5 separate regions of the Mus musculus genome follow, and regions 1, 2, 3 and 4 are each linked to region 5. Evidence: chromatin loops called from intact Hi-C (ENCODE). Cell type or tissue: heart. All regions are shown on one strand. Region 1 holds the start of C9orf72 (C9orf72, member of C9orf72-SMCR8 complex). Region 2 holds the start of Orc3 (origin recognition complex, subunit 3). Region 3 has its middle 11 kb from the start of Platr9. Region 4 has its middle 4.0 kb from the start of Zfp292. Region 5 holds the start of Slc35a1 (solute carrier family 35 (CMP-sialic acid transporter), member 1).

The links. Hi-C counts contacts between places; a loop is a spot of excess contacts. Peaks named below come from ENCODE experiments on the same cell type or tissue, not always from the same donor. Only the 100,000 strongest peaks of a DNase experiment are listed, where the experiment ranks them.
Region 1: a loop joins it to region 5, with 4 times the contacts of the local background. A loop is called at or near these places in 4 of 42 quality-filtered maps.
Region 2: it touches region 5 in a loop (4-fold over the local background); 5 of 42 quality-filtered maps call a loop at or near these places.
Region 3: it touches region 5 in a loop (4-fold over the local background); 13 of 42 quality-filtered maps call a loop at or near these places.
Region 4: a loop joins it to region 5, with 7 times the contacts of the local background. A loop is called at or near these places in 9 of 42 quality-filtered maps.

Annotation. Positions count from the first base shown.
Region 1 is chr4:35,223,580-35,228,579 of GRCm38, forward strand. It overlaps C9orf72 (C9orf72, member of C9orf72-SMCR8 complex), which reads right to left and starts at 2,257. Exons shown (of 11, transcript NM_001081343.2): 1 at 2,209-2,257. In heart, no CTCF peak of the experiment used is centred here; DNase peaks (open chromatin) are centred at 1,782, 2,282 and 2,572; H3K4me3 peaks cover 2,322 bases; H3K27ac peaks cover 1,549 bases.
Region 2 is chr4:34,612,865-34,617,864 of GRCm38, forward strand. It overlaps Orc3 (origin recognition complex, subunit 3), which reads right to left and starts at 2,078. Exons shown (of 20, transcript NM_015824.4): 1 at 2,001-2,078. The coding sequence starts at 2,045. Rars2 (arginyl-tRNA synthetase 2, mitochondrial) reads left to right here and starts at 2,093. Exons shown (of 20, transcript NM_181406.4): 1 at 2,093-2,162. The coding sequence starts at 2,127. In heart, a CTCF peak has its summit at 2,059; a DNase peak (open chromatin) is centred at 2,067; H3K4me3 peaks cover 2,773 bases; H3K27ac peaks cover 2,481 bases.
Region 3 is chr4:34,920,258-34,925,257 of GRCm38, forward strand. It overlaps the pseudogene Gm12361. Among named protein-coding and RNA genes, the nearest start is that of Platr9, 11 kb to the left of the region's middle. In heart, a CTCF peak has its summit at 2,150 (motif pointing left); no DNase peak of the experiment used is centred here.
Region 4 is chr4:34,884,425-34,889,424 of GRCm38, forward strand. No RefSeq gene overlaps it. Among named protein-coding and RNA genes, the nearest start is that of Zfp292, 4.0 kb to the left of the region's middle. In heart, a CTCF peak has its summit at 2,472; a DNase peak (open chromatin) is centred at 2,257; H3K4me3 peaks cover 1,908 bases; H3K27ac peaks cover 1,452 bases.
Region 5 is chr4:34,684,596-34,689,595 of GRCm38, forward strand. Slc35a1 (solute carrier family 35 (CMP-sialic acid transporter), member 1) reads right to left here and starts at 2,843. Exons shown (of 8, transcript NM_011895.3): 1 at 2,649-2,843. The coding sequence starts at 2,664. It overlaps Cfap206 (cilia and flagella associated protein 206), which reads right to left. Exons shown (of 13, transcript NM_001347062.1): 13 at 3,979-4,419. The coding sequence ends at 4,189. In heart, a CTCF peak has its summit at 2,760; a DNase peak (open chromatin) is centred at 2,756; H3K4me3 peaks cover 1,731 bases; H3K27ac peaks cover 1,270 bases.

The DNA.
Region 1 (5,000 bases), 540 kb after region 5:
CAGGCTGCTTTGAGGAAGTTCATTTGCCTACTGCTACTGTGATCAAGAATTATACCATAAGGCTTCCACTTGTGGGAAGAGGGGCAGGACAGCCATCAACCAGCCCTCTCAGCCAAACAGGAACTAACCAAGACCACTGTAAAGACAGTGGACTACTTGCCAGACCAGCCTTTGTCATTCTCTACAAATGTTCAATTTCAGCCAAAACTCACATGCATACTCATGACACCAGGACTGTGCCATCTTGCCTAGATCCAAGTTTCTCAGGCCGGCTAACCTAACACTTGGACAGTATTCACTCAACATGGGGGTCTAGGGCAGGCTCAAAAGATAGACGTTTTATCCATTCAGTCATTTTCTAAAAGCAAACATTGGATGGCCAACATAGCCAAACAGAGTATTTTACCAACTTTTAAAGTTATATTTACATTTGTCTCCCAGAAATTTAAATGCTTGTTGAATGTCCAGTCTGCAGCGCAGGCTGTAACCCCTCTTATTTTTTGTGTTCTATGAAATAAGAACACCGTCACCTTTAGTTTCGAAGTTTCCAACTGACTCTGGGGTTTCCCACAGTGCCAATGGTCACTGAGGTGCTAGTCAGCAGTGACTCAGACAGAAAACCCCTGTTCCTCCTGATCCACAGATTATTTTAACTTTCAGTGCCTGTAGCAAGCTTTCATTCAAAAAGAGTAAAAGAAAAACTACTTGTAGGTTTTTTACGTGACATAGGTTTTTACTGTGGAGGATGATGAAATACCTGCTTTCTGCTCCTAGGTTATGATTCACCCTTTTGTCTAGCATATTCATGCTCTCCACACTGTCTGCCACTACTTCTCCATCCTCTTGGTTATCAGATCTGGTGTCTGCCAAGGTACCAAGGTGCCTGCGTTCAGGTGAATCTTGTTTTGCTTAACAGGGGTGAAGTACAGTAAGTTACTTTGAAACACAAAGCGATCACATTCACAGGACTTTTACAGAGCAGCTGCAATGGCTCGACTTTATTATCAGTTATTTGTAATCTCTTATTGTGCCTACTTTCTAAACTTTAACATCTGTGTATGAAATGTAATGAAGGGAAAACACCTATATCCACACGATGGGTGTATGTAGGCGTTTCCTGAGATTTCAGGCTATACTGGGGGCCTCCTGGAATGTCCTCTTTAACTGAGGGGACGCTTACTATATTTCAAATATTCTGATTCCATATTATTAACATAATCTCAATCTCTTTCCTCCTCCTCTTCCTCCTTCTTCCTTCCTTTCTCTCTCTCTCTCTCTCTCTCTCTCCCCCCCCCCTCTCTCTCTCATATTTTAAGTTTTCCAAGTGGACTAACGATTCTATCTTAAAGTATTTTCCAGTCCCTTTTGGGCCCTTAATATAAAGTAAAAGTACTACTGAGACAGACTGTGTACCCGTTTTTCTCAACTGGTGACGAACGGGAACAGTGTAACAAGAAATTTATCCATCTGCCGGGACAAAACTCTACAAGAGCCTAATAGTCCCCACACCAGAAAGCGCAACCAATCCCTCCCAGGCAAATGCACTCCTGGCCAGACAGACCCTGTGTGGACAGACTTAATCAGTGCACTTCTCTCTCTGCAACTGATTACCATCAGTCAAGTGATGCCCAAGTCACAATGGTCACTTCCTTTAATAAGTCTGTACAACCGCGGAGCTGTGAGGCAACCAGGTCACGTCCCACAGAACTGGGGAACAACCTGGTAAGAGTAGCAGCCCATGTAAGTGGGCATCCGCACTCCTTGCAAACTTCTGCGAAATCCTGCCTGCGTGTTGTTCTGTCCGTCCTTACTCCATCCCACCGGCGCTTTCTCCTCCCGGGCGGGGACCCTCGGGAGACCTGACTGGGTCGCAGGACCCACCAGCTGTCGCCGGGCCAGGCCCCTGGGGCCCAGGCTTGTGGCGGTGGGGGCCGCGCTCGCCGTACTCCCGGAGGGTTCCCTCAAGGGCCCGGGAGACGCTCCGGGTCGGGATCGGGGAGCGCGGGCGGACAGCAAAGATGAGGCCCATCCCCATCCCCTCCGCACCGCCGCGGCCCCCGCAACTCCTGCAAGGCCAAGGGCTCTTTCGCCCGGGGGACAGGGAGGAGTTCACCTCGAAGGAGAAAAAAACCCCGCTGGTACCCGGAGCCGGCCGGCCCGCGAGCCGACCGTGGCAGCAGCCCCCCTCCGCCCGCGCGTCTCACTCACCCACTCGCCGCTGCTGCGCCTTCACCGCCGGCGCAGGGACCGCAACCGCAGCCCGCTCCGGGCCCCGCCCCGGGACCGCCCCGCCCCGGACACGCCCCCAGGCCCGCCCAGTCGCAGTCCCGCCCCCAGTCCACAGCAGACCCAGAATCTGCAGGGCTCCCCGGTGCGGATCTCTGCAGTCTTGTTTCCTTCTTTTGTCCTTGGTCACCGTTGTGGAGTTAAGTTGCGAGCTGAGGCAACCAAAACGCACCTCCCTCGCACACCCTCCCTGGACTGTCTAGACACCACTTTCCACCTAGAAGGAAAGGGCAATTGGGATGGCTGTCACTACAAACGCCATCTTTCACGTGGGCGGAACTCGTCTCTGCTTGACGCGCCGCGGTTCCCTCGTGGGACTCCGTAAGTTCCGGGTTGGCGCTTTCACTTTGCTTTGCCAGCCTTGAGATGCCAGTGGCAGCTGGCCAGGCGGAGGCTGTCATGGGCTTTGTAGCTTTTCTTCCAAGAGCCGCTCAGGAAAAGCATGGGCAGAGCTGAGCTCAACCTAGATAGATAGTGTCACCTGCGTTATCTATCTAGGTTACGAAGCGTAGTTTGTGGTTGTAAGTAGTTTTGCTTTGTTTTGTTTGGGAGTTGGCAGGTAGTGGGTGCTCAACAAATATTTAGTGAGTGAGTGGATTTCCTTTGGTCCCTATGACACGGTTAAATGCCGTAAGTCTGCGTGCACACTGTACGTGTTCACTCCGCAACAAGCACAATGATTCCCCCACCCTCTGTGCGTAGTCACCGTGTTTTCTTCTAAACGTCATTTTTGCCAAATAGCACAGTGCACTTTGTTTTTTAACCTTTGGGAAAAGAACACCATGACGTCTGATTTATTGATTGATTGATTGGTTTGTAACTGTATTGTGGCTTTTCACTACAGATGAGTAGTGTTTATTATTTTCCAGCAACTTTTCATCATTTATAGGGAAAAGAAAGGCATTAATAACAGAATACCTATCAATACCACCTTCGGTAAAAATAGAACTCTCACCAGGTATTGTATGCTTTTTTTTTTTTTTTTTTTTTTTTTTTTTTTTTTTTTTACCTAGCAGTTGTCATTCTATCAAGTTCTTACAGTGTTTTGTACCGTGGTCTTCAGATGTATATCTCATAAATGAAGTATACATCTGAGAGTTAAAAATACATCCAGACACACAGAAATAGCATAGGACCATGTTTGGAAGGCTAGGGTTAAGAGTGCGATGCTGTAGTCAAAGTGGGTGAGTTTGCAGGTAAGGAAGGCAGCTGAGTGAGGCCAGTCAGCTAATCCACAACACGAGGAATAGACGTTTATACTATATCCCACACTGAAAAGCTGAAAAGTTCCCAGGTGGGTGTTAGGTACTAACACACATACACGCGCATGCATGCACACTTAAGATAATTTGCTTGTCTGTAGTAAGCCAGAGCTATCAATGTAATTGATTGGGTCAGTTTTCTGTGATTCCAGAGCCCACTAGGAATAGAAGGTATTTGTTTGGTGTCCTCTTGAAGTAAGCCCTTCTTTAAAACCTGTCTGTGAGTCAAACTAACATAACATTACACTTCAGAATAAGACTGGAACTTTGAAGGAATATACCTTCTTAGTGTTTTTTTTTTCCTTCAAAATTTTACCTAGAGACAAAAACAGTGTCCCTCAAATAACTTATTTTGTGTAATATCAGTCCTAGAATAAATGTTTTATTTAAAAAAAATAATCAAACCAAGAAAGGACTAGGGATGTAGCTTCGTGGGTAGAGGGCTTGCCTAGCATGTGTGACTCCCTGGGTTTGGTCCCTACCATATTCCTCTCTTTTTCTCTCTTTGGAGAAAAAAATGAAACATCACGATCTAAAATATTGTATGACCACAGGAAATGAAATAAACCATGATACAACTTATATTTTGTGATCAATGAGTGGAGACCTTTTTCTTCACATCAGATGGAACAATTACTTAGGCATAGGTAAAGTAGCCTATATATTTTAATTGGATTGTAGCTAACTTTTATTAATCAGGAAGAAAATAATAAGTAGGTATGCTGGTTCATAATTGTTGTATTGCCTGAAAGGTGTAAGGTAGAATACATCTTTCCTCCAGAGAACCAAAGAGAAAATGATGCTAACTGTATGTAGAAATATGATTCATGATATTGGTGTGATAGATTTTTAACCCTGTCCTCTCAAACTTTACAAATAATCTACCTCAAATAACTCCAGGCTCTAAGTGAAAATATGCTGGCTATAGAACTATATCTCCAGGGCTGAAAGTGGAGGGCATTTGGCAGAGGGCTTGCCTACCACGTACTGGTTTACTCCCCAATACTAAACGAACTGACGAGATGGCAAACACCTATAATCTGAGACAGGAGGATTAGAAGTTCAAGATTATCCTAGGCTACACTACATGCTGAAGGCTATCAAGGGGGCGGGGGGATCCCATTAAAAGAAAGAAAGAAAGAAAGAAAGAAAGAAAGAAAGAAAGAAAGAAAGAAAGAAAGAAAGAAAAGAAAAAGAAAGGGAGTATCTCTCCAAACAGGAACTGAGAACTCTATCCCCTATTTCCAACCAGAACAACACCTTTAAAGACCCGATATAGAAAAATGTCAGCTATCATGTTTCACTAATGTTCAGTCATGCAGACACTCCTCGATAAGGGGGATTTCTAAAGCAAAATAAGAGGTTGGGCTCTGTAACCACAACAGATATTAAGTATCGTCTCTGCTTTAGGTTAACCACGGAACTGGACAGTTCTTCACTCCTTGGTGACTC
Region 2 (5,000 bases), 72 kb before region 5:
TTATATAATATTTCTTTCATGATTATCAACACAGATATTTCTATTAGGGCAAAAAGAAAAGTGCTTTTCTGAAAAAACTATCATCTCCAAGTTTTATAGAAATGATGGCTTTTTGAAAAAAAAAAAAAATTCTCCTTCTCTGGAAGGGCTGGAGAAGCAGCTGTGGTAAAGCTTTTGTGTAGTGTGCACAAAGTCCACATTGTTACATTCACCACCAGAAAAGAGAACGCAATGAAGTCTTAAGCAACAAACAGGATTAGGAGTTAGGGCACTCAAAACATCTGGAACTTTGTAGCCAAGGAAAAATAAAAATAGGAATAAAGCTAAAAAAACCACAAAAGTCTTTAACTAGGAACTGGGTATGGTGGTGCACACCCTTAATCCTAGCACTTGGCAGGCTCAGGAAGGCAGGAGAGTTCAAGTTCAGCCTGATCTACATATAGAGTTGCAAACCGATAAAGGCACATCGAGAGAACATGCCTCCAAAAAATTAATTAAACCACAGTGTTTGTTCTCTTTGAAATGTAGTCTTTGGGGGTACTGCTTGTCATTGACCATTTTAATCAAAATTAAATGTCTGGTGCACCGTTACCTTTCATCACTAACACACTTCTCAAATGTCTTAACCCTCAGCCAGAACCGTACCATGTGTAAAGTGTCTCCATTTCTGTTGAACTGTGACAATTTCTTTAAGCGGCAGTTGCGTTTCTTGGACTAAAATGACTTGCCTTTATATCCTTGTCTTCCCTGCTCCATCTCCCCTCAGGAATGCCCAGTTAGAAAAAGTGTATATCTATCACCTAAACTTCACAAACTGAGGAGTCATTCGCTGCTTACCTCCAGCAACAACCTAGTGGGCTGTGCGCCAAAACCAGAGAGCATTTCAATGTCCTCCAGCGGGTTCACCCCGTAAAAACACTGAAGGGGTCTCACTCTGCCCCGTGGGCCAGAGTTCCCTTCACTGGCTCTGCTGTGTTGCTGCCTGCCTGCCTGCTTGCCTGCCTGCCTGATTCTGATGTTAACATCACCCCTAACAGACCTGTTATAAAAGAAGACAGCCCACTTCAGTGTTCCCCTGTAGCCCCAATTACGAAACCTTTCAGAAGTCTGTTATTTCAGCTTCCTTCAGGAGTGTCCTTCTGTTCTTAGAACAGGAGTCAAGTCTTACTTTACAAGGCATAGCAGCACAGACCAATAGACCTTTCTTTTCCATCTGCTGCCCTGTTTGATATTCTTGAAATATGGTTGCTAATGGTAAACTTAATTTTAAGTTATCTTAATTCCAGATGTAGCCACAGGCTCCTAGGGGGCAATACAAGCCTAGGATTTCTCCTCTTACAAACTACAATTTGACTAGCACTCCTTTGCCATCGAGTAGTCCACAACCCCTCAAAACACTCATCTGAATTACATTTTTATTCTGGTTTTTCCTAATGCTCCTCTCTCCACTCACGGGTTAAACTGCTCTTTTTACTTAATACGCTCTTTTATTTCTACATTCTAAGGCAAAGACCATCTTATTCTGCTCTCCCAAACTAATGCTTTATATTTTGCCAAGATTCTTATTTTTCAGACCTTAGCCAAACTGTCACTTTCTCCAAGAATTTCCTCGGTCTCCCAGAAACCTTGGTTCGTCCCTCCTCTCTTAGAACTTTTCTCCTTGCTAATGAGCCAATTCAAGATCAGCTGCTTATGAGTATTTCTGGGAACAGAAATCTATTTTTGCCTCCATCTGCATCTCGGTAACTTAAAGCACAGTGTGAATTTATGGAGGGGGAAGAGTGGGGGAAGCGGCAGGACGCAGCACATTCTGGGGGCAGCCGCTCTCCTAGCCTTGGCGCCATGGCCTAGTTGCCCAGAGCAAAGCTTGCCTCGAACCCGGACCTGGGCAAAGCCGCCCGAGTCCTGTTCTCCGCGGAGCCAGAGCTGATGCCCATCAAACCTCGTCGGACTTGCCAAACAGGCACCGCGAATCTGAGGCGAGCGCCACCCCCACGTACCTTAGACACGGAGGAGGTGGCCATAGTCCGCGGCCCCGTGTGCATGCGCACTCCACACTTCCGCGCGCCCTGGCGGAAGCAGAGGCGACTTCCGGCGCGGAGGCGGGGCGTGCGGGAAAGGGAGGCATGGCGTGTGGCTTTCGTAGGTCGATCGCCTGTCAGGTACAGTCCAGAGCGGCGAGCCAGCGGGAGCCAGGGCCGGAGGGTGCAGCCTAGGCCGACCCTGCCTCCTCCTTGCGCTGCGGAGTGGGAAGATCCTCGAGAGCCCTGAGTGCTCACTGTCTTCTCATTTCCCGTTCTTAATGCTTTAACCTGGGCGGACTGTCCAGAGGCCATGATTAGACCCTGTAGAAATTAATGTTCCTCCTTCGTTTATGCCCTTTATTTGCTCTCATGAATAACCTGGTAGGATATATCTCGAATAAGAAATTTTGTAGCTTACTAAACCTGTAGGCGATGCTCTCCCGAGGAAAAGCTCTAAATCCGGACTTGGAGACCATTGGATAAAATAGATGATTTAAAAGGCATGCTAAGGGCTGCGGAGATGGCTCCGCGGGTGAAGTGCCTGCTATACAAGCATCTGTGCCTGCGTTTGAATTTCCAGAACCTAGGTTGAAAAACCTGCATAGCTAAGGAAGTCTGAAACCACACTTCTGAGAGGTGGAAACAGAAACCGGTGGCTCCAGCCTCTGGTTCGGTGAGAGTCTGCCTCAAATAAGGTGGAGAAAGACACTTGACCTGTACTCCTCGCGTGTTTAGCGCAGCCTATCCTGCCTGGAGTTTGCTAGTGCTAGCACAGACTTAGGCCCGCTGTGGCTGGGTTGTTTTAGACAATTCTGAAAGATGGTGCATATACTTCTTAGGTAGTTCTGTGGGAATTAAGCTCCAGCCTACAGAGATGACTTTAATGTGTTATCTGTGTGTCTGTGTTTGTATGTTCCTTCATGAGGACAGGCCACAGGTTGCCTGTGTTTCCTCCAGTCACTGTCCACCTTTCCCCCCTCTCCCCTAAGGCAGATTTTCTCCCCGAACCTGGAGTTTACCCGTTTAGCTAGGTTGGTTAGCCAGGGAGCTGCAGGTGTAATGGCAATTCTGCTGTTAGCTGAGTTCATTGCATGGTACAAGCAAAAAACAACTGACTGTCTGGGAAAGACAAAATGCAAGAGAGAAAGAAGACAGAGGCAGAGTGAAACTGTTTTTATTAAGGCAGGCCTATCCTCCGGAATGAGGGACGGGAAATCCAGAGTTGGGGAGCCTGTGGCTGGATGAGGGTGGGGAAGGGTGCCGGTGTCTCAGGTTTTCTCCATTGGCTGTGCACGCCCCATTGGCTCACCAAAGAGATGATCGCAGGCTTTTATGCACAGCTTGCTCAATTAAGGAAGCGGCCATGCTTTAAAGACCCTTCTCTATCTTTACTCGTCCTTTCTAGCTGTTAACCACGACTCTCTGCTGACCTTTATCCCAAGAAGGCAAGGTCTGTCCTTAGACCTTGCAGGTGTTAATGCTCTTAAGCTCTTGGCAGGCTCTGTAAGCCATTAGTTAAGTTAGCCTCTGCTTTCTTTGTTCTTGTGTTTATGTGACCAGCTTTTAGTTTTACCATGGCAGGAAATTAACACCTGTCATAACCACTGTCCACACGGATCTCCGGCTCTCCACTCAGAGGGAAGAAAGGATAGCAGATGCTGCGGCCAACTTTGACTGACTGGACCAGCAACATGGGTTCACGTTTCCCCAATCTCCATAGTTCCAGTATGGATGCAGTTTCGTGGAGCAGCAGAACAAAGAGTGATATTAGTAAAGCAAAGCATTTAAAAAATAGATTGATGGCACCATCAGCGAGGCTGGTTACAGCAAGATGAGGGTAACTCTTCTGTAGACCCCGGCTGCTCTCTGACAACACTCTGACCCCTCTGCTTGGTGGAAAACTAGGGTTTTTTTGTTAGTACATCCCCAAAAGGTTATCTGTTTGTCAGGATGTTAACTCTTGCTTGTAGTAGCATGATATTAGGTCCAAAGGTGGGAGACACTAATGAAATTAATTAGGTCCCAGATCTGCACTATCCATAACTCTCCACAGTCGTCGAAGTTTTAGTCAGTCAGCTACTACAGACACAGCTTATTTTCAGGAATTCTCACTCACATTACCAATACATTTAGCTGCAGTTTTTCTTGGTTACCTATGCCAGAACTCCTTGTCTGTGGGACAGCCTGGAGTGGTTTCCTTCCTAAAATAGGAACAACCCTTCTTTATTTACAGTTTAGCTCCTATAACTGGGCAACATTGTCTTACATTAGTTCCTCAAGGAAGCCAACTGGCCTGCTGGAACTGGCTCAGCCCTGTCCTCCTTTTTTATGTTAAAAATCATTCAGTGTATTTTTCTCGTATACCCTTCCCCCCTCCCCACCCTACCATTCTCCTTATCTGGTCCTCTCATACCCAGATTTAGGCTCTTTTATTTATCATCCCTACCTAATACCCCAGCTCTCTGCAGCACCAGCACTGTAAAGTCACAAACACGTGTCGCCACACTCAGCTCTTAAAGTGTGCTAGGGTTCTGAACCCAGTCCTCCTGGCATTCACTTGGTGAGCACTTTACCATAGCAAGCAGCAAGCAGAGTTCCAGCTCTGGTGGTTCAATCTCCTTCTCTCTCCTTCTCTCTCAGTGCATCCCCACAGTCCCAGGAGTCATCTCTCAAGTATACTGCTTGCACCAAAGTTCCAAGGCTGGGCTTCACAACTCTGCATTCCAGCTAGTTGTGGTTTTCTGTAGTCATCTCTGGCTGCTTAACAGAGTTCTCTCTCTTTCGTGTGTCACGTGTCCAAGGAATAACTAAATCCTATAATGTGTGTGTGTGTGTGTGTGTGTGTGTGTGTGTGTGTGTGCGTGTGTGTGCCTTTCACCAAAAATTACTGAAAACCTGGAAATGTCTGTACCACTAAATTCAACACAGTCATGAAAGAAGCTTCCTGAAAATATAAATGTACCCATTTCTGCTTAC
Region 3 (5,000 bases), 240 kb after region 5:
GAGTGAGTTCCAGGACAGCCAGAGCTATACAGAGAAACCCTGTCTCGAAAACACCAAATATGAAAAGAAAAAAAAAAAAAAAAGACACCCTTAGCAGCACTAGTAGAGTCCACCAAGTGGAGCTCAGTTGTGAATACTAAACTTAAAGAGTATCTGAAGAGATTTACGGAGGTGCGGTTGTTAGAGAGGACACGCAGCAATTTGAAGAATTTCAATCAAAAAAGAGAAGGAGAGTGGATGAGCCGCAGTATTACTGCAGCTAGGGTGAGTACCATGTTTCCTCAGTTAGGTTGTCCTGAATAAAAAGACCTTGGTCTGGAGAAAGCAAATTCCTTCCTTCCTTCCTTCCTTCCTTCCTTCCTTCCTTCCTTCCTTCCTTCCTTCCTTCCTTCCTTCCTCTCTCTGTTTTCTCTTCTCTTCTCTTCTCTTCTCTTCTCTTCTCTTCTCTTCTCTTCTCTTCTCTTCTCTTCTCTTCTCTTCTCTTCTTTTCTTTTCTGCAGTTTGTTCCATGACTCCCAAGCCTGCTCAGGGAATCCTCTTGCTGCTTTCTGAGGTTTGACCATGGCTTAGAAGGGACTAGGGAGCTTTTCTCTGGACCAACCTTCAGAGTGGGAGACTGATGCTTCTGGTTCTGATGTTCTGGTATTGATGTCTGATGTAGGCAGGATGCAGGAAGCCTTTGTTCTGAGCTTCATGATGATTTTAAAGTGAAAACTCCCACTGTTCTGCTGGTGCACCAATGTCATCATTAGTACGGTGATGCTCCTGGGACTTTCGGGGAACCCACCCACGTATGAGTCCCTTTGCTGTTGCCTAAAAATAACCAGAATCCACCCTGCCACCTGTGGTGGATAACAGACTAAGGATTCCAGAAAAAGCTCTCAGCTGCACACATGTTGAGTTTTTGTGTGTAAACAGTGTGCACAGCCATTATCCTCCTTATCAAAGTCTTCTGAAGATTCTATGGGATGCTGTATTGGGGGAAGGAAGAAGCTCTTGGATGCTGTAAAATGTCTTGAGCTCCCCCAGTCTACTCGGAAAACATCTTTTGATCCACAAAGAGTCCTAAGTTGCACTCTCAGGTACAACTTAAGTGAGGCACACAAAAGCCATTTTAGGCTGCATGTTGGTGTCAGTAATTTTGTATACATGAGTTCCCGGACAGGATGAAGTAGCCTACATCATCTTATTAGGCCTCCATAAATGGCAGGGCTGATTCTTCTTCTTCTTCTTCTTCTTCTTCTTCTTCTTCTTCTTCTTCTTCTTCTTCTTCTTCTTCTTCTTCTTCTTCTCCTTCTCCTTCTCCTTCTCCTTCTCCTTCTCCTTCTCCTTCTCCTTCTCCTTCTCCTTCTCCTTCTCCTTCTCCTTCTCCTTCTCCTTCTCCTTCTCCTTCTCCTTCTCCTTCTCCTTCTCCTCCTCCTCCTCCTCCTTCTGATTTATTTATTTTATGTATATATGAGTACACTGTAGCTGTACAGGTTTCTGTAAAATCCAAATAAAACCAATTAAAAAACAGCTTGTGGTACCTTCTTCCAGGATGAAAATATACCAGTCATAATTGAGTAACATCCTTTTCCTTCAAGGTCAGTGACTTTCCTACATTTTCAGATATCTAGTGTGCTGATTAAAACTTGCCATTAATATCTTTTTTTTTGTTTGTTTTTTGCTTATTTTTAAAGTTTTTTTTAAAGATTTATTTATTATATGTAAGTACACTGTAGCTGTCTTCAGACATCCCAGAAGAGGTCATCAGATTTCATTACAGATGGTTGTGAGCCACTATGTGTTTGCTGGGATTTGAACTCAGGACCTTTGGAAGAGCAGTCAGTGCTCTTAACCGCTGAACCATCCTTCCAGCCCTTGTTTCTTGTTTTTGAGTCAGAGTGTTTCTCTGTAAAGGGGTTGCTTAAAAATTACAGGAAGTATACATTGTAAAAAAAAATTAGGGAAACAGGTACACACACACACACACACACACAGAGAGAGAGAGAGAGAGAGAGAGAGAGAGAGAGAGAGAGAGAGAGAGAGAGAGACAGAGAGAGAATGAATGAGGGTTTGACTAAGGAAACCACAGGACTTTCTGTGCTTCATGGTCCTCCTTCCCATGCTGAGGGGAGCTTGTGCCACCTTGTGTTCATTGTACGCAACAACTACAGATTAGGTTTCTGATTGTTGGTTCAGTGCCTAGCCAAGAAAAACTAGGAGCTTCTCTGTCAGATAAATGAATGTAGGAACATAGAATTCATGCTCCCAGACCGCAGTCATTCAAAATGGCTCAAGATCAAACTATATTCTAGTCTCTTTTAAGATGAGTGTTGTAGGCTATCTACTAGAGAAGACTCATCAGATGTGGATTTAAGCCAACACAAAGTGTGTATTAGCCAGCAGGTGACTACACCGGGCGTTTGGGATCCCAGTGCAGCCCCAAGCCTTCCTTAGGGGGAGCTATTAAGCACAAAACCATGTTCTGGGTTGACATCCTTCAGTTAACAAGAACAGTTAGCCAGAAGCGGAAATACAAAGTCAGAAGGCAAGGTTAGTTCATTTAGAGACTTTCACAGAACTGTGGACGTTGATGGATTAGGCCTCTGTTTTAGTTTTGACTGAGATGGTGTCGTCAGCATGCTGAGTTTTACAACCTGAATGGCTCTTCCATCATGGAGTCACTGGTGCCAACGTCTGGAACGTGTTATACAGTAGGCGCTGTTGGTTCTGTGTTGACAATATTGATTCTGCAACATGGGACTTACGGAACTATCCACTTTTCACTGGTAGAATCACCAGAATGGAAGCTAGGAATAAACCCACTGAGTTGAGACCATCTGATGTCATTTCTTCAGATAGACTGTTGAGTTCTTTTTGGGGATTCAGACCTCTATTGGTTTGACCAGCTGTCTATTTGTTTATTCTGAGCTGCTTAAAAAAGACTCTACCTAGATAAATAATTTTTTTTTGTTCTGCTTTCAAAGCACTTGGCTTAAAGTATCTGGTTTGAACACATTTTGGTCTTGACATTTGGTCTTGCTTGCTTGCTTGTAGATCTCTAAAGGCATTTTTGGTCTGTTTTGCTTGTTCTCAGAACTTCTTTGCCTTTGGAACTTTGAAGGTATCTTTTTTTTTTTTTTTTTTGGTTTTTCGAGACAGGGTTTCTCTGTATAGCTCTGACTGTCCTGGAACTCTGTAGACCAGGCTGGCCTCGGAACTCAGAAATCCACCTGCCTCTGCCTCCCGAGTGCTGGGATTAAAGGCGTGTGCCACCACACCCGGCTTGAACGTATCTTGTTTCTGTTTTGTTTGTCTTGGTTTTTGTTGTATTTAAAATTGATTTATTGTCATTTGGCCTTTGTTTCCTGACGCACCTCAAATTCGTAAATTTTCAGCTTCTTCTCCTGTGACCTCTCCAAGCTTTTACTTTAGGGATTGTATGAGCAACTGATGATAATGACTCTGAAGACAAGAAACAGTTGTTCCCTCCCACCCAGAACTGTGGCGGTGTCAAGGGGAGCAACACGTGACCTGCAGTGACCTCACAGGGAAGCATAACAAACATACCCATTCCTGGGTCAGAAGGAAACTACATATGGGGGATTGGTCACCCCCTGTCTTGAGCTCTTTCACATTTGCAAAAACCTGCAGGAAATTCCTAAGACTCAGTGGGAGAAGAGGTCTCCTGGTAAAGGCAGAGAAAGTTGATCCAAACCCAGCACATAAAACTGACCCAAAACAAGTATTCCTTGGCTAGCATAGTTAGATCACTAGGCAGGAAAAAGAAGCACACACACACACACACACACACACACACACACGCACAAATGCATCCACATGTGGCAGGCATGCAAACAGAGAACAAGGCTTCGAGAAAGAAGGAGATGCATTTAGAGATAAACTGCCGTCAGATATCATAGCTGACTTTATATGTAATAATTATTAACATGAGAGTATTTGGGCAATTTTAACATTTACTACATCCAAATTGGTTTACCTTGCATGCTTAACAAAATCCTAGAATTAAGGTTGTTATGGGTTATAGGCTTAAGCTTGGGGCTAGAGTTAGAAGGTTAGGTTAGGGGTTAATGTTAGGATTAGGGTTAGTGACTAGGATTTCGGGTTAGGGTTCGACAGAGAAAGAATGAAGCTGATAGCATGGAGTCACCTTCAGGGTTGTGGTTAGGGTTAGGGGTTAGTGTTGGGGTTGTAGTTAGCTTTGAGAGATTTAGGGTTAGGGTTATTGGTTAGTTAGGGTTAGAGTCAGTGGGTTAGGGTTAAGCTTTGGGTTATGAAGTTTGGATATGATTTGGGGAGAATTGAGGTCAAATAATCATATTTTATATCAATTTAAACATGTTTTAACTCCAACCAATTGTTTGTGCTAAATGTTCATCTTAGCTGGAGTGATGTCTCATTGAGTAAGACCATTCTACTCTTACTGAAGACCCAGTTTCAGTTCTCAGCACCAAAATGGAAGCTCACCCCATCTGAAGCACCAGTTAAGGGATCCCACTACCTCCTCCGTTTGTGGTAATGAAGTATCCTTGTGGTACACATACATACATTCAAGTAGAACATACATTCACATAAAAGTAACTAAAAAAAAAAAAGACATCACCCACATGATTCTAGTGCCTTCAGAAATGAGTTTCTGGTGTCTGAAGGCATGAGGTCAAAGTCAATTAAAAACAGTTCTTAAAACAATAGTGTATGGCCAGGAGTCATGAATGTTTCAGCCTTCCTGGATCAGTCCTCTACATTCAAGGAAAGATTAAAGCAGATTGCATGAATGACTGATGGAGTTACCTACAGGGCTGTGAAATCAGCTGAGATGTCAACCCTGCCCTTGCCTAGTCCTCCCGGGTAGATTACTCTCCCAATTCCTCCCCCTCCTCCATACCTGTGGCACTCAGCCAACTCCTCTCACTGTTGTAAAATCAATCACTAAACTCTGAAGAACGTGTACCACACACTGACACAACACATATGCACATGTTGACCTGATGTCGTTT
Region 4 (5,000 bases), 200 kb after region 5:
TCCAGCGAATGTTTTGTAATGCATGCTTTTAAATCATTACATAAGATGAACAAGCACAAGGCAACCTTACAGAAAACAGCATCAATACTGCACATTAACAAGACAGAATCCTCTAATGCTTGCATGTACATGAGACCAGGGGAGCACACTGTAAGGCTAAGGATTTCCTCTATTGGATTGAACAGTGAAAAAGAGTTGAAGAAACAAATGAAGGTAGCTGTTTTGTCTTGCCCTAGTCCCTGTAGATACTCTACCAATGAGCTGCCCTGTACCCTCCTTGCTTAAGATTTTAAATTTTGCAGTTCATTTTCCCAGGTTATATATATAGTTCAGGTATTAAAGTTCCATCAATGTATGCTATTTTAGGATTCCAATGAAAATTATCAAAAGAAATATGTGATTAGCCAATGCACCAGTAAATGCAAGGACTGTACAATAACTAAAGGCTAGGAAGCTTACCTTTTCTACAATTCAACAGTAATGAGTTACACCACACTTCATTTACAGGAAGGAAAGTGTGTAGCAGCAGGTGTGGAGAGAAAGATCCAAAGTGAAATATGCCTGAATAATGATTTTTTAAATTATTACATAGGGCTAGGGTGTAGCTCGATGGCAGAGCACATTCCGGAGACTCTGGTAATGGGATGGGGAGGGGGTACCTAGTAATGTCATTCCTACCTTCAGGCCATGATACCCTTGTGGCTAAAAAAACTGGATTAGGAGCTGGAGAGATGGGCTCAGTGGTTAAGAACATTTGCTAGTTTTCCAGAAGACCAGGGTTGTAGTCCCTGTACCAGGTGGCTGCTTCACAGCTGTCTGTGAGTTCAGTGTCAGGGGATGCCAACTGCTTCTGGAACCAGACATGCAAGTGGTGCACAGACCTCATGCAGGTATGACACTCTTACATAGAAAATAAAATTTTAAAGGAAACTGGAATCATAAATTGGATCTGCATTCTAGTACGGCCATATAAATTCATCTGCACCTTTTGCTTTTATCTAGTGTCTGTGACTGTTAAACTTGAGAATTATGAGGAGAAAGACGGCCTTAGTTAGGGTTTTATTGCTGTGAAGAGACACCAGGACCACAGCAACTCTTATAAAGGACAATATTTCTGGTTTATATTTTCAGAGGATTAGTCCGTTATCATCATGGCAGGAAGACATGGTGCTCGAGCTGTAACTAACAGTTCTCCAGCCCAGTCTGCAGGCAGCAGGAAGAACAAGTCACACTAGGCATGGCTTGAGTATCTCAGACCTCAAAATCCATGTCTTAGTGCCTTTTGGCCAGCCTGAGACCAAGGTGACTTTCTGTGACCTGTTTGCTTTTTCCTCTTTTTGGGCAAGTGACTTAGTGACAAAACATTTACATATAGAAAGAAGTAATGGGCCACAGAAACGACCATACCAAATATCCAGTCATAGCACAGAAACTAACAATTGAAAATAAAGAGAGACATCTACATAGCTATTTAATACAACGCCTGTGGGTGCAGGGCATCCTACCAACCCACAGAGAAGACAATCAACAAGCACACTGAGTGGAAACGAGCATGTGATTGTCCCTTGGTATGGTTGTCAAAGGAGAGAACAGCCAGAGGCAACTTGGGAGAGTACAGAGTGAACATTTCTCTCAGAATAGATCAGATGATTAGAGGGACAGCGGGGAAGCAGAGAGAAGAGACCAAGGGAGCCGAGGACCAAGAGCGTGCACCCAAAATAGCTAAGTTCTCTAGGAATCGCAAGCTGGGGGAAGACAAGCAAGTTCAGGGGCTGGAGAGGTTTATGGTGGGAGGCAGGGGTGAGGCGTGCTAAGAGAAGCCAGGACTCTGTAACAGGTCTTAGCAATGCTGAGAACCTGATGGTCACGGTCAGTTTTTATACAACAGGTCCCTTGGCTAGCCATATGTCCCAGGTTTGAGACCTTATACACACAAAACTTAACCGTAGCCGTTAGCTTCTTAAGTACCAAACTTTCAGTTCACAGGAACCACTACACACACACACACACACACACACACACACACACACACACACGCACATACCCTTCTCTGCCTAGAGGCTCTTAGGAAAAATTGGAGACCCAGTCCATAAAATGACAATAAGGCCACTTGGGCCACAAGCCCCCAGGTTTCTGGGGACAGCGTTTTGACCAAGCAAGGCAGTTAGTTCGTGGGCGTGGTATCACAAGGGCCCTCAGGCAGTCGAGCCTTCAGCCACCAGTTACACTTCCGGCACTTGTGCTGAGGAGCCGCGCTTCCGGGTGGCGCCAGCTTCCCGGGTCCTGCGGGCTTCCTGCAAGCCTGGCGCACCAGCCGGCTCTTGAGGAATTCCTAGACTGCGGGACCTGAAGACTGGAACCGGGGATGCGCGGTGCCTGCTGCACGCTGGCAGCGCCGGCCGCCGCCACGCTGCTCCCCAGCCCTGTCTGCACCCCGAAGCCCGCGAGCCGAGCTGCCTCAGCTGGCCACACAGCCCGCGGGCGCGCGGCCTCCAGAGCCCGCCGGGAGGAGCCGCTCGGGCTGCGCGCGGAGGAGGCAGGGAGGCCGGGAGACTCGCCCTGCAGGGCTTGGCCGGCCTTCTCCAAAGAGCTGGGCTGCACCCGGACGCCTGAACCCGCAGCCTTGGGGACGCGAGGATTGGCGTCTGCTTGGAGTGCATCCAAGAAGACTGGAGATCTGGGTGAAGACCGCCGCCTCATCTGCTAAAATCACACTGCACTTTTTGTAGAGAAGATATGTTTTTTCCTCCTCTGAGAGACAGCAACCGGATCGATTAAAAGCGCTGAAAACATAAGCCAGGCACTGGTCCGCTTACGTACACAATTCCAATGAGCCCGAAACACGAAGCACGAGTAAAAAGATTAGTTTTAGTCCTTACATTCTTTTCATGGAGGGAAACAGAGGGATTTATCTAGCGGGATTTTTTTTTCTTTTACCTTATGAGGAAGAAAAACCAAATGGAAAATGAGTAATGACATATAAAGGAAAAAAAGAAGAAGAAAAAACTATGTTGTTTTTTTGAGATAGTTTCACTTTGCAGCCCATGTTTGATTTGAACTCCGTGGCAGAAAAATGACTTGATTTTCTTTTCCTACTGTCCTTCACCGTCACACTCGTTTTGTGCAGTACTGAGTTCGTTATGCATGTTTGGCAGCCTTTCTGTCAACTAAGCCATCGCTAATTATTCTAATTCACCCAAATGAAAGCAGTCATAAAATAAAGCAAAAACAGAACCTTGGAAACAAACTCTGTAGCGTAGTTGAATTGGCGTGCACCATTTCTCTAAAGAAGCAAAGAGAAATACAGAAAATAGTTTTCCCTCTCCCCTCCTCCTCTCCCCACTCTTTCCCTTGTGCACAGGCTCTATCAACTAGGAGCTATACGCCCAGCCTTGTAGTTCTAAATTATAATCGTTGTACATCATTTACCTCATCGGGTGTTATATAATATCACACTGTTGTAACACTTGAGTTTTTAAAAAATAGCAATGCTGTGGTGAAATGAACTTAGAAATGCACAGGTCTCTCTTCTCATTCTAGGACATCAACTTAGGAAATTTTGTTGATTTCCATGAATCTTTTGTTGTTGTTATTGTTGTTTTTCAAGACAGGATTTCTCTGTGTAGCCCTGGCTGTCCTGGAACTCACTCTGTATACCAGGCTGGCCTCAAACTCAGAAATCTGCCTGCCTCTGCCTCCCAAGTGCTGGGATTAAAGGCATGCGCCACGACTGCCCAGAAATTTCCATGAAGCTTATAGACCAGGGAAAGGGCATCAAATCCCATTACAGATATTTGTGAGCCACCATGTGGTTGCTGGGAATTGAACTCAGAACCTCTGGAAGAGCAGTCAGTGCCCTTAAGTGCTGAGCCATCTTTCCAGTCCCTGTTATAAATCCTAATGTAAATATCTGATATATGACCCCTGTGAAAGGACTGTTCACCCACCCCCCGCCAAAGGGGTCACAACCCATAGGTTGGGAACCTTTGTTTTTGACACTTTCTTCAATATAGAAGCAGTACTATTTTAATTGGTACTATTTTGAGTATTCTTGCTCTGATCACAAATTGAACAAGAGTCATTTCCAACAAGCAACTTCTATCAGACTTTTAAAATTTTATTATTTACATTATAGATGTTTTACCTGCATGTATGTCTGTGTACTATGTATGTATAGACCCTGCAGTGGCTAGAAGAGGACATCAGATCTGGGGTTACAAGTTATTGTGAACGCAAAGTGGGTACTGGGAATCTAACCCTGGAAGAGTAGCCTGTGCTCTTACCTGCTGAGCTGTCTCTCCAGCCCTCATAGTTCTTTTTGTTGTTTAACACTGCTTCTTGTAATAGAGTCTTACTACATGGTGTTAGTTGTCTTGAAGCTTTCCATGTAGACCATGCTAGCTTCAAAATTGCAGTGATCGACCTGCCTCTGCTTCTGGAGGGCTAGAATTACAATCACAGCACACCTTTACAAAATGTTCTCTTTCTCTCTATACTTCTCTGATCCCCACTCTTCAAAGTGGGGTAGCTTTGATGAACCACTTACTGTGTTGCATACAGTCAGGTGCCATATAGTTGAGTCTTATTCACAATCTGGTAGCACTTTAATAGTAGAAACTGTATTATGTCCAGTCTACTTTCTATAATGTCACTTGGCAAGTGACAGTGTACTTAGTAGTCAATATGTATCCATTGAAATGAATGCAATCCAGTTTGTATTTGACAGTAGCCTGTCGTCCTTGTTCTCATTATAAACAGTTTAGACTGTAGAGAGACCATATTTGCTCTCTAGCCTAGGTAAACGGTACCCTGCTTCTGCAGTTCTTCTTGCAGCTGATCCGCCTGACCAAGTCGCTTTGCGGGGGGTCGGCTCCTGCAGCCTCCAGTTAGCATCTCAAAGTGACTCAGTGGAAGGCTAGGTAAAGCCGCCACAGGAAATTGCCCTCCTCTAAGTGGAGAGGGACTTATGTCGGCCCTTTGTTCTTAGTACTTGTGTGACT
Region 5 (5,000 bases):
TATGAGAAAACCAATTCCCACAATTTCTTTTTTATTAATTATAATTGAATCTAATCCTTGTCATTGAGATCTACTGAGAATGGATTTACATTGGATCTGCTAGGTGTTCACAGTTAGTGTTTTGTCATCAGATTAGTAACAAGTGTCCCCTGGGAACACTGGTCTTAGTTCACGGGTTACACATAATCCTAAGGATGCCAAGAGACTCCTCCGGGATGCTAGTTATTAACTGACGTCTTATGTGCTAAACGTGCTTTTGTTCACTCCTTTGGAAGCCTAATCATAGGTAATTATACCTAATCATAGGTAAATAAAATAGGTGTTTCAAACAGATACTTTAAAATATGATTACACAAGAAGCTAGGGAAGCAGTGTCTCCATATAAGTGTTTCCTCCTTGGTGAATTAAAGCAGGATTTGTAAGTTGTAAGCAAGTTCTTAAACCAAAGAAGTAGTACAACAGAGAAGAAGAAATACGCCATATAACTATTTATCTTTCCTTCCTAAATGGTCCAATCTGCCAGACCAGCAATGCTTATGTAAAGGGCACTGAGGGAAGTACTATAATACTTCCATTGTTCTAAAACTTTCTTATGAAAGAGTTTATGACTCCAGAAATATGGAGCAGTAACATTTAATCCGTCAGTACAAGAACTACACCATCCATAGTTTTATATGATGGTTCAGAATAATGGAAAAATGTGTAAGTCCTATCTCAAGACACATGGAAATAATAGTAAGTTAAAATTTTGGCGTCCATAAAGTGTAATTAGGAGACAGCTATGCTCATCTGCCTTAATTATCTTGCCTATAGTTGTAGGGTTCAGCAGCTATGGCGGAGACTAACAGCTCTCTACAGAAAGACTGCCTGCCATCCATGACCTGAAATTATCAATATTCTCATAACTAAGAAGTGAAAACTCAAATCACTTTTTTTTTGGGGGGGGGGGCTGTGTTAAAGGTCCCTGGTTCAAAAAAAGCAAGATAATTTAAATACTAAAGATGTTTAACTCCAGAAAACATACTTTTTTTTTTTTCCTTTCCTTGAGACAGGGTCTCTCTATGTAGCTCTGGCTGGCCTGGTACTTGCTATGTAGAGCAAGCTGACCTTGATACAGTTCTGCATGCCTCTGCCTCCTAAGTGCTGGGATTAATAGGCATAAGCCATATCATGGTGTTTTGTTTTGTTTTGTTTAAGACACCCATAATGAAAAGGTCTGCAAATGTAATTCTTGAAAATAATTACTAATCAAAGTAGAAAAGTCTAAGTTTGGATACTATAAAACATAGATGACTTTGGTCTGTAATACCACTTTAGAAGCACATTTCAACTTTTAAAACCAATCCTTGTAACCATGATTTCCACTTACATTTCAGTTTACCATAAGATCAAAACATTTCTTCTACAATTCTTCATTTTCCAGGATGAAACTTCATTGATTAGGAATGTCAACGTTCCCAGGTAATATAAATATTCATGGTACGCAGCTACTTTAAACTATCCTAAGAATTCAAATCATATCACGCCATTAACTAGAAACCTGGCCCACTGATCATCCAGCACCCCCTTTGTGGAGAATCTGTTACCTTCCACGGCATTTGTTTCTGGGTGGAGAATATCCCCCAGAAGAGTCAGTCTGGAGTTATCCTTTTGTTTTCCAGTTACATTTTAGGGGGACTATTACTGTCATACCTGAAAGCTTGGACATAGCAGGAAGTAGCAGGTGAGTAATCGTTAAGATGACTCTATGTAAGGAGGTATAGAAACTGTATTTCATTAGGATAAAAAAGTGCAACACACCCAAATGTAACAACGTATGTGCTGGCAAGAAGTCTAAATCTGTAAACAACCCTTGCGGGTACCGATCTGCCTGCTGCATCTTTTAAGTGTTCATTTGTCAATCGCCCTACTTTTCCTATTACCCTCTTCCCGGATGCTACAGGACTTATCTGATATGGGACAATCCACCACCACAGAAAACTTACATGGCGCCTGATGTTAAATGTCAAATCCCCTCCCCCAAAGATAAATAATTTCACATCCACGCAAAAGGATATTCTTTAAATGCTTGTCCAACATTTATTTAGACTTAAAGCCAGTGCTCATTGGGGAAATGGTGAAAAAACAAAAACAAACAAACAAAATTAAAAAAAAAAAAAAAAGCGACGTTGTCGCCAGGCATGAGGGCACAGACCACTAATCCCAGCGCTTGTAAAACTGAGGCAGGAAAATCTCCCCGAGTTTGAAGCCAACGTGGGCTATAGAATGAGACCATGTAGTGTTGGTTCCTGCTTTAAAAATAAATAAATACAAAATCGTCACCGCCTTTTGGCCTGTCCTAGCCACAGTGCTATAGAATAAAACCTCAGCCTTGGGGCCAGCTTACGTAAAACCTGAAAGGACAGCCACCACAGCCCTGGCCAGACGGCTCGCCATCGGGAGGAGCAGCGCGCGCCCTCAAGCCCAGGGCTCCGAACCACAGCCTCGCTCCAGGCAGGGACCTGGCCGGCGCCCGGGCGGCTCACTGCACCGGTGTGCGGGTGCAGCCCGCTGCCGCTCCCTGCAGGGAGGGCTCGGCCCCCAGAGCCGGCCCGGCCAGCACACCCCGGGCCGCCGTTCCCTAGCGACCGCCCGCAGCCCGGCCTCACCTCTCGCCGGAGCCATGGTGCCGAGAGAGTCTGCGGAACTGACGCCCCTGCGGCCATAGAGACGCACCGGCCTAGAGAGCCCGCCGCACCACACGCGCGAGGAGGAAGCGGGGGCTACGGCGGAAGCCGCGCGGCGTGCGGAGCGACAAGTCTGGGAGACTCGGTCCTGCGGGGGCTCGGAAAACCGCAGCTTCCGGTCGACCGAGGGGGGGCGGAGTCAAGGTGGCCGAGCGTTTCCTTCTAGAGACCAGCCCCTCCGAGAGGATGGGCCCCGCAAGAAGGATTCTGAAATGCTCTCGATTATTCCTTTGTGTGAAGACCGTTAGAGAGGCTCCGAGAACTCGGACTTTTATAACTTTCAACTCCATCACGGCCTTCCATGGTTACCTCTTGGATAAATTTAGTATATATTACATACTGCTCGGAAGTACTGTGTCTGTCTTCATCATCCTTACTGTCACTGTCTAGCTTAACTTGGTAACTTCAGGCAGCAAAAAGACCTCAGAAAAATTAGATTGTATTAACAGGCACTTCAACCGCTCTAATGGTTACTGTGACTAGAGGATGTTATTAGAAAATAACCCCGGGTGGAACAACATTATGAACTAACCAGTACCCCGGAGCTCTTGACTCTAGCTGCATATGTATCAAAAGATGGCCTAATCGGCCATCACTGGAAAGAGAGGCCCATTGGACACGTAAACTTTATATGCCCCAGTACAGGGGAACGCCAGGGCCAAAAAGGGGGAGTGGGTGGGTAGGGGAGTGGGGGTGGGTGGGTATGGGGGACTTTTGGTATAGCATTGGAAATGTAAATGAGCTAAATACCTAATAAAAAATGGAAAAGGAAAAAAAAAAAACTATACCTCTAAAAAGTTGGAATTCTCAGGACCTGAAAACCCAACTGCTTATGAGCCAAATAAGGCCGCAGAGTGGGAAGTGGGAAGCGCTTAAGCCACAGCGGGCTCTGAGGCAGACAACAGAGCATAAAAGGATCAAGCTGGAATGCCAGCCAGTCTTATCAGACATTCTGATTTTTTTCAATGAGCCCAAAATTCAAATATAAATATCAATTCTCTGGCTTTTAAAAGGCAGCATATGAATGTAGGCTTCACTTGTTCCAGATAGCAAGGCTCATGATATAGAAATCTGTTATCACTAAATAGCAATGAAGCAGAGCGTTGTGTTTCAGAGTGTCAGGGCTTAACATTTTGTAGGGTTTTAGAAGCAGCCTCTATTCCAGTGATAAGCATACTACTATCTAGCTGGCATTGCAATGTCAATCTTAATGCTGTAAACTTTGTCTAAAATATAAAACAAATACGCGGACAGAGTTTTACTTGTCAATTTTAATAAAACGAAAAATGTACTACAGAAACTGCTTTTAGATTTGCATAACAGTCAGGCAGGATACGGTGCCCTAGTGCACAGTCACACAACCAGTGACTGTGCCAGCCCCGCAAATGAGCTTTATACACGCACAGCACTTTAAACCCTCCATCCGTGCCACTAAGGAGCAGCTTCCTGTAAACGTCCATCTCTAGGTTTCGTCCACCGCTCTGGTTAAGTTCACCTTCACCCCATAGGTTGTTTTGCTTTGTCCCCCACGAAGGCCAGCTATGAAAATCTGGGGCCTGGGCACTCGGCTGCTGCCTTCTCTCTTGGACTGGGTGCTAGCCTCTTTCAAAGGGTACACCTGTGAGGTGTTATCTCTTCTCATGTGGCTAAGGTCAGTCTGGACGGAGTGAGTAATTTTCTGGCGCAAATTAGCCTAGGTAGAAAGAGAACATAGGGAATAATGTTTCTCTAAAAAAATGTAAAAAATCAGGCATTTAGTTAATGTTTGCCTATTAACTTTCCATTTCACAAATAAATAATGCATTTTTCTATGATGGTGAGGATGGATGATGACAGGGAGGCTGAGGGTGGGGAGGAGGGTGGGGAGGAGGGGGAGGAGGAGGATGTGTATGGTATGATTGCAGGCATGTGCATGCCGTGGTGTGAATGTGGAAGAGAGAGGAAAACCCCTGGTATTAATTCTCTCCTTTTATGGCAGGTTCTGGGGAGTGAACTTATCAGCTTGCATGGCAAAAATTAATCAAGAACAGAATAAACTTAAGAATCCTTTACAAAGTGGGAAAACCTGTGACATGCTGAGACTGAGCTGAAGAGAAATGCACACGACTGGGTTGCGACGGTCCAATATGAGAAAGTGACGATTTATAGTGGGTTTTTAGAATGAGCGTCACACTATGCTGACAATATGAAAATCTGTTTCCAGCTTACTCGTTTTTCATCTTGCTTACTTCTGTTCATGGATAACTGGAAAACATGAGACTAGACAGATTGCAC